Regions from separate parts of the Homo sapiens genome. Here region 1 is linked to region 2. The links are chromatin contacts, found by Hi-C or POLR2A ChIA-PET in ENCODE. All regions are on one chromosome and are shown on one strand. Each heading gives the region's core, a stretch centred on a gene start or an enhancer-like site at or near the end of the contact. The rest is flanking DNA. Distances are from core to core; before and after follow the strand shown. Region 1 has its middle 110 kb from the start of LINC01948. Region 2 overlaps LOC105378977 (a long non-coding RNA gene).

Evidence for each region. Hi-C counts contacts between places; a loop is a spot of excess contacts on that map. ChIA-PET counts read pairs that join two places held with the same protein, here RNA polymerase II (POLR2A). Pooled maps may share reads with other maps.
Region 1: a loop to region 2 is called in a map of Right ventricle myocardium inferior, with 11 times the contacts of the local background. The contact joins two enhancer-like sites. A Hi-C loop is called at or near these places in 4 of 168 maps with a recorded cell type or tissue (CD8-positive, alpha-beta T cell, Right ventricle myocardium inferior, cardiac septum and 1 more) and 6 of 50 pooled maps. POLR2A ChIA-PET finds 5 or more read pairs at or near these places in 3 of 52 experiments (CD4-positive, alpha-beta T cell, activated naive CD8-positive, alpha-beta T cell and naive thymus-derived CD4-positive, alpha-beta T cell).

What each region holds. Positions count from the first base shown.
Region 1 is chr5:56,373,450-56,377,569 of GRCh38, reverse strand. No RefSeq gene overlaps it. Among named protein-coding and RNA genes, the nearest start is that of LINC01948, 110 kb to the left of the region's middle. Within about 2 kb of position 2,394, at least 3 of the 41 ENCODE cell types and tissues checked have a DNase peak (open chromatin) inside an H3K27ac peak, as active enhancers do.
Region 2 is chr5:56,326,708-56,330,916 of GRCh38, reverse strand. All of the region lies in intron 2 of LOC105378977 (a long non-coding RNA gene), which reads right to left. Among named protein-coding and RNA genes, the nearest start is that of ANKRD55, 95 kb to the right of the region's middle. Within about 2 kb of position 1,861, at least 8 of the 41 ENCODE cell types and tissues checked have a DNase peak (open chromatin) inside an H3K27ac peak, as active enhancers do.

The DNA.
Region 1 (4,120 bases), core at 1,145-3,644, 46 kb before region 2:
TAGCATGTACTGGTACTTTATTCCTTTTAATGACTGTAATATTCCTCTGCATAGATATACCACATTTTATTCATCCATTCATTAGTTGATGAACATTTGGGTTGCTTAGACCTTTTGGATATTGTGAATTGTGCTGCTGGGAACATTCATGCACAAGTTTTTGTCTGAACATCTGTTTTCAATTCTTTCATATATAAGCCTAGCAATAGAATTTCTGGGTCATATGGTAATTCCATGTTTAACTTTTTGAGGAACCTCCAAACTATCTTCCACAGGGGCTGCACTATTTTCCATTCCCGTCAGCAATGTATGAGAGTTCCAATTTCTCCACATCCTTGTCAATACTTGTTAATTTTTGTTTTCTTGATTATAGACATTTTAGTTGCTGTGAAGTAGCACCCTGTTGTGATTTTGATTTGTGTTTTCTTAATGATTAATAATATTGAGCACTATTTTCTGTGCTTACTGGCCATTTGTATATCTTCTTTCGGGAAATCTTCATTCAAGTCCTTTGCCTATTTTTTAACCACGTTTTTGATCTTTTTTTTGTTGAGTTGTAAGAATTTTTCATATATTCTGGATACTAGATCCTTAGCAGATATGATTTTCTCCCATTTTGTGGGTTGTCTTTTCACCTTTTTGATAGTGTCCTTTGATACTTTGATACGAACAGGAGGCTAGAGGGCAGGGTCCCTGGCAAGGGCTCACCCTCAAGTCTGGACCTGCAGCCCTAAATGAGAACAGGCATTCTTGTTTTCATGCCCAAATGTTGTATTTTGGCCCACCATGTCCCCCTATCCTGTACCCACGTAAACCCCAAACCCCAGGCTCCATGAGCAGAAGAGCAGCAGAAAGGCAGAGCAGCAGAGCAGCAAGGCAGAGAAGAAGAAAAGAGAGGAAGCATCTGAATGTCGAGAGGAGAATGTCGAGAGGAGTTTAGCTGGGGACAGTCATAGATGAGATAGGCCTTGGGACAGCCAAACTCCAGGGGAAGATCATCTTCCCACTCCATCCCCTCTCCAGCTCCCCATTCTGCTGAAAGCCACCTCCATCACTCAGTAAAATCCCTGCATTTACCATCTGGATTCTTCTTGGATGCTGGACAAGAATTCAGGACCCACTGGGTGCAGGAACTCAAAAAGGCTGTCACACTGACTCTTCACTGAGCTGTTTAACACTTAAGCCATCCCTAGACAGCAGGGCTAAAAGAGCATTGCAACACCCCTAGCACTGCTGTGGGGTCAGAGCTCAAAAGCACTCACCCCAGCTCACCTGCATGCTCCTCATTCCTTAAGGGGTTTGGGCATGGTGACCAAATAAATGAGCCATACCCCTGTCACACGTCCTGCGATAGGGTCAGAGAACTTTTCCATTTCACTTTGATGTGTTCCTATGTGAAATTTGAATTAGAGTCTTTAGTCTCTTTTTTTCTCCATCTTTTATAAAAATGCCTTTGCCCCCTCTCACTTCTCTTCACTCACTTCAGGTTCTTTGATCTCCCTTATACAATGTTCTCCAAGGGCCAGAAGAAAATGCTTTAGGATCAATTCTTTCACACTGGGGTACATTCACAACATGTAAATGACTGATAAGGCCTAATGACTTATTCTCCCATTCAAGGTATCAGAATCTCAGTAGTTGTCAAAGAACCAAAGAAATCTATGAAATCCCAGGCATGGATGAGCATAGTCAGCTGGAAGCATGGATGCCTTGCTGTTGCTTCTGCAATTGCACTAAGTTAACACTTCCAATTCTACTTAAAATAAATATTTTAATCCTCAGTCTAAAGTTTTAAAAGTCAATGATGCACTCTGTAAAACTTCCTACTTAGCCTCTGGAGTCCTTGTGGGCAGCCACTGTGCTAAGCACATTAGTAATTAAAACTCCACGTGTTCTGTTCTTAAATAGTCTGTAGTTCTGGTGCTTTTGGAAAATGAATTATCTTCTCGAGACTTACCTGTAGGACTCCTAAGATAACCTCCAAGGTATCAACTGTATGTTAGTCAGATATGCTTTCAGAGCACCATAAACTCCACTGAACATGATTGCTTTTCCCCCCAATATTTTTGAATTAGGTTGTTCTGGGGTTGAAATGAATCCGCTGCCTCTTAGCCTTCTATGTTCGTACAAGCATTCTTTTGGATCTTCTGTGTCACTCTCTAAATATGATTCTTCATTTTAGCATCACTGATGCTGCTGACAGCTCTAACAATTATGCTTGAAGACAAAAACCTTAATTAACCTAATCGGCCGGCCATGGGGCTGACAGGTATGCCATGCTGTCACTGTGGTTCATGATGTACAATCTGTCATGAATAGAGCACTTTTCCAGCTGCTCTGGCAGGGCCACCTGCTGTCTGTGCCCCATTTCCTGCCAGGCAGCTCTACGACCTTCAGCAGCCAAAGCCAAGTGATTAGCGAAGTGGTCACAGTTGTGCCAGCTCAGTCTCCGTGGGTTTTGTTTGGATGGCAGAGAATTGGGAGGCTCCAGAAAAGAACCACATGGAAGTGTTGCCTTTATATAAAGATATCAGGAAAGGATTCTGCCTGCATGAAGGTAGTGAAAACAGACTCAGGTCCGATCTTTCCTTTCCCAGGCCCAAGCAAGTAGGATTTGGCCAATATGTTTCTAAAAATAAATAAGCACCCTTTAGCTGCTCACCCAGTAGTAATGAGAGGATACAGAAATATCTAATAAGACAAATCTAAAAGTTGAAACCCAGACCAGCTTAGCAATGAATATTTGGAAATACAAATTTTTTAAATTACCATTATTAGCATCAAAAATATGAAATGCATAAGGGTAAATCCAATAAAATATGTACAAGATATATGCAATAAAACCATAAAACATGGTTGAGAAAAAATAAATTTTGAAATAAATGGAGAGATACATCATATTCATGAGTCAGAAGACTCAATATTGGTAAGACATCAGTTCTTCCTAAAATGACGTATACATTCAATGCAATCTCAATTAAAGTTCCAGTAGGCTATTTTTGTAGAAATTGACAAGTTGATTTTAAAATGTATATAAAAGTACAAAGGACCTAGAATAAGCAAAGCAACTTTGAAAAACAAGAACAGCATTGAAGGACTAATGGTCTCTGATTTTAATTTATAAAGCTACAGTAATCAAAACAGTGTGGCAATGGTGTAAAGATAGGTCAGCAGAACAGAATGGAGAGTCCAGACATAGACTCACACACATATGGACAACCAACTTTCAACAAAATTACAAAGGCAATTCAGTGAAGAAAGAATAGTTTTTTTACAACAAAATATGCTGTAATAATTAAATAACCACATAAAAAATAAAAATTTTGATCCACATTCTGCACAATATACCAAAGTTAATTTAAATGGATCATAGGCCTAAAGATGAAACCCACAAGTACAAAACTTCCAGAAGAAAACACAGGAAAAATCTTTGCAATCTTGCGTTACACAAAGATTTCTTGGATATGGCAACAAAAATAGGACTCGTTTTTTAAAATTGATCATTTGAATTTTATAAAACTTAAAACTTCTGATTTTTGAGTATGCTGTTAAGAGAAATGAAAAGACAGGCCACAGACCAGGAGAAAATATTTGAAATCATATCAGATGTCATAAATCTGATAAAGGACTTGAATCAAGACTCTATAAAGAACTCTCAAGCTCAATAGTAAGAAAGTAAACAACCTGATTTCAAAACTGCACAAGAGATTGAATGGGTGATAAAGCCCAAAACATTTAAAAAGAGGGTCATTATCATAGTCACTGTCAAGAAAGAGCACACCCACCTCAGCCCTTTAGTACCATTGTCTAGAACAGCTGAAGCAGGAAACTTCACAAGTAGCTCTGACTTTGGGAGAGTTTTTACCCAAGCCATTGTTTCACCTAAGTGTCCTCAGTCTTCCCAAAGAAGATACAAAGATAGCAATAAGCACATGAAAAAATGCTCAACATTGTTAGTCATTAGGGAAGTGCAAATTAAAGTTGCAATGAGATACCACTGCACACCTATCAGAATAGCTAAAGTTAATAAGATTGACCACACCCAAATGATGAGGATATGGAAGAAATGAAACTTTCTTTTTTTTTTTTTTTTTTTAATTGATCATTCTTGGGTGTTTCT
Region 2 (4,209 bases), core at 612-3,111:
TTACTGTTAGAGTGATTTCCTGGTGGGTTGCAAAATGTTACAATGTAACCAAGTATTAAATGAGCAAAATACTCTCCAAGGAATTGGAGGAGGTTGTCTTCAAAGTTGAATCTCAAAAATTCTGATTTTTCTACATTTCTGCTTAGTTCATCCTTCTAAAAAGACACCGTCATTTCTAATATGGACTCACTAAAGACATAAAGATGGCCAGTACAAGTAAGCTAAGACTACTGAATGAACACTCCAATTACCTTGTTTGAGGTTGGTCCCAAATTTATCTTTTGGTTGGCCTGCACGGATAATAAATAAATAAGCAAACAACAATAGAATAAATACCAGTGGCCTAAGTTCCACATCATTAGCATTTTGTGTTCCCAGAGCTACCATGTGGATCAGATTCAACTGGTATCCTGAGGGCTCCAGTGCTGCCTTAGAAAAATGATTAGTCTGGTGTACCAACCTCTGGGAAGTCTGCTATAGCCAGATTCCAGGAAATAGGCACTTTGACAGAGTCTTCAGCATGAATGCCCAAGGGAAGGAGAAGCTCTGAAAGAAAATTGTTTTAAATAGCTGCCTAATGATTGAGCGTCATGAAATGCTTTCACTTGGCAGGGCAAAATTGCACTACCTAGAAATGTCTGGGTGGCATTTAGAGTTGACAGACAGTAATGAGCGCTGGTTAAAAAAAAAAAAAAAGAGGTATTTTAGTGCTCTAGCAATTGCTAGACCTTCAGAAACACATCTCCCTTCTATATTTACACCTGCATTTTAAAAAGAAAAAAGAACAAAGAGAAGGAAAGAGAAAAAGGAAGGAAAGAAAAAAGGGAGAAAAGTATATCTATCATTTTATCCATTTCTAAAGACTCTTACATCAATTTAAAAGCTAACCATAATTGATCTTTTACTATGAACAATGTTTTGTGCTAAGTGCTTTACAAATATTAGCTAATTTCATCTTCACAACAACTGTTTAAGGCATACAACATTATTTCTCCCTTCTTACACATAAAGAAACTGAAGCTTGCCTGAGGTCATCATCTAATTGACAAGTCACGGTTCAAACCTAGGTGAGTCTAGCTTTAGAATTTGGGTTTCAATCACCGTATGGCATTGCTTCTCTTTCCTAACCTGGACTTAGTGATTGTGCAAACAGTGATGTCAACCATCTCAGCTTGCCTGGGTAGGGATGAAGAGAATTTCCTTCGCTCTTGCTTCTGAAGTTTAAATAATTTGAGTCTATAAAACAAACTAACAATAGGCAGATTCACAGGGAAAAAAAAGTGTACAAATTTTATTAATGTGCATATGGACACAGAAGCCACACACAAAGTATGAGACTCAATGGAAAGCCAGATGGCTGAAGGTTATATACCATACAGCAAGGAATAGAGGCTTGGGGCATGGCAAGACAAGTTATTGGAGGAAGAGGGGAGAAAAGGCATGGTGAGCAAAGGCTATCTTGTTATGCAGATAGAGCCCCATGGATAGCAGCCCTCGGAAAGAACAGACAGTATCCTGCTCTTATGTGGTAAAACTTTATCTGTCAGACCTTTTGAAGTGTCAGAACTTTAGTCCCTCTTTCCTGTGATTTAATCTTTCCTAGGTCTGGATAAGGGAGGCCTTATAAAACCCTGTTTGTGTCTGCTGTTAACTTCATTTCACTAATGTAGATTTCCTCTACAGATGCAAATCTCCCCGCCTCCCCAAAAGACAGCTTTTCAAAGCTTTTCCTGTGGTTTGCAGTTCCTGTGAATAGTCATATCAAAATATACCAAAGAAGTATATTTTGGAGTGGCATATTTTTGTTTCCTTTACCTGAGACCCACAGGACCTAAAGCGCTAAAACCTGGAAAGTCCCAGGCTAACAAGCATGAGTTAGTCATCCTCCAAGAATGCAAAAATATGAAAGAAACCTCTCTCTACTCAGTGATAAAGCTTCTCCAACTTAAGTGAAGGGACATTATAGTGTGCAAAGAGACCAGGCCCTAAAAGAACTGAGTCCTTGTCTCAATCTGCTTATAGCCAGCTCCAAGAGACCTTGACCAAGTCAGGTGACCTCTCTGGGCCTCAGCTCCTTCCTTCTTAAAATGATGAAGGTGGGTTAGATAAACAGGTCTCCACTTGGCTGTACATGAGAACCATGTGAGGAACTTTCAGTAAAGGCCGGTGCTCAGACCCCACCCCACCCCTGACCAATCAAATCCCAGAATATCTGGGGTTGGGGAACTGAATTTACTGCAGAGAACAAAGCATACATGTCCCACTTCTTAGAGCTAACAATTTAGTGGAGGAGCAAAAAGGCAAACTATGATTCATATACATATATATATATATATACACACACACACACACACACACACACACACACACATATATATGATCCTCCCTTCTATATTTATGCCTGTATTTAAAAAAAAAAAGAGAAAAGAACAAAGCAAAGAGAAGGAAAAAAGAAAAGGAAGGAAGTAAAAAAGGAAGAAAAGTGTTTCTAATCTGTTTGCCTGTTTCTAAAGACTCTTACATTAGTTTAAAAGCTAACACTAATTGATCTTTTAATATGAATATATATATATACACATGAATCATACACACACATATAATTTGTAGTAAGAGCTATTAAGGTGAAAATAATGTTATGAGAATTATGAAAAATTAATAAGGGGAACATAATTAAAGGGAGAGAGTCTGAGAAGGCTTCTGTGTGTGTCAGAAGAACAAAAAATTGCAGTTAGGCATACACATTACAGGGGAAAGAGCTTTCTAGTCAAACGGATATCTAACTTGGTTATCTGCTTCCGTATATGTCTACATACATACATACTTATACTATATGTACATGAATGAATGACTTACTTGAAGACTCATAGCCAGAACAGAGGGTGGAAAGGAGGGCGGAGAGTGGTGGGGAGAGCGGCACGCAGAGTGCCTGGGGAGGTCGGCAACAGCCAGACCATGTGGCAGACTTGAGGTTTTATCTTAAGTACAACAGCAATAGCAAGCCAGTGGAAGGTTTAGGCAGGGGAGTTACACTTTCAGATTTGTGTTTTTAAAAATTCACTTGTGCTTAAGTGTAGAGGATGGTTTGGATGGGGCATAAGGAAAAGAGAAGTTATAAAGTTATCGCAATAACATGAGTGAAGGTTTTGTTCCTTGATGATGCCAAATTTTAGCAGAATTCTGGGTACCTGCAGAGACTCACTGGAGTAAAGGAACAGGAAACAAATTTGATAGAATGCAAGCGGCATAACTCATGAAAAATCAGGAAATCGCTTTATACTGAATGTAGATGAGTGAGTGCCCTTGGCTTACTGCGTGCTATTCTCAGCTGCCCGAGTGTATTCTGTCCCTCATAAAAGCACACCGAGTTGCCCTCCCGCCATTCCTCTTCTCTCTCCCACTGTGTCTCTTCTTCCTTGTCATTGTTTATGTCTCTATTCCTAGGCTTAGGGTGGCATTCAACCTTGGAGCTCCCATTTTCTATCCTTGCAAGGGTTCCCTTTGTGCACTAAAGCATGGTTGGAGGAGCACACTAATTGTGCAGAGTTTGGCCACGCATTGATTTTTTAGCTTTTTGTCCCCTGGTGGGGTGGCTGGTCCCTTGGCCTCAGTCCATTTCCTAATGGATAGGTGTCAGCTTCACAAAACCATCACCTCGATTAGCACTAATTACCACCTTTCAGAGCCATCATCACCCAAAGGCTCTGGATTGAAAGGTCAGCAGGAAAATGAACTTCTACTCACACCTTCACGGGTGGTCCCTGGCTTCTGATCATGCAGAGGACAAGGGCTAATAGGGACAGACCTTTCCGCCTTTCTGCTCTTAGACCAAATGTTTCTTGAGAAGTCAGCCTTGGGACCCCAAGCCTCAGCTCATGAGATGACTGAACCCATGGCAAAGCACAGTCTTGTTAAACTTCCCTCCCTGTCCTGTCTCCCAGTGGCCTTGGGCTCTCCACACCCAGCCCTCACCCTCAGCCTCACACCATGCTGGTGAAGGAGGTGGCAGAAGCATGCCCACACTCCCTCTAGGTGTGTTTATGGTGCCCATATCCTCTTCCAGGCAGTGAGGGAGCTGTCACCCAAGGATAGGTAAAGAGAGCTCAGCATCAAATACAACTTGTCAGTATAGCAAGTCCATGAGCGTGTCTTTCCATTTAATCTTCACAGTACTTTGGTGGGGGACACAGTGCGAGCATCATTATCTGCCTC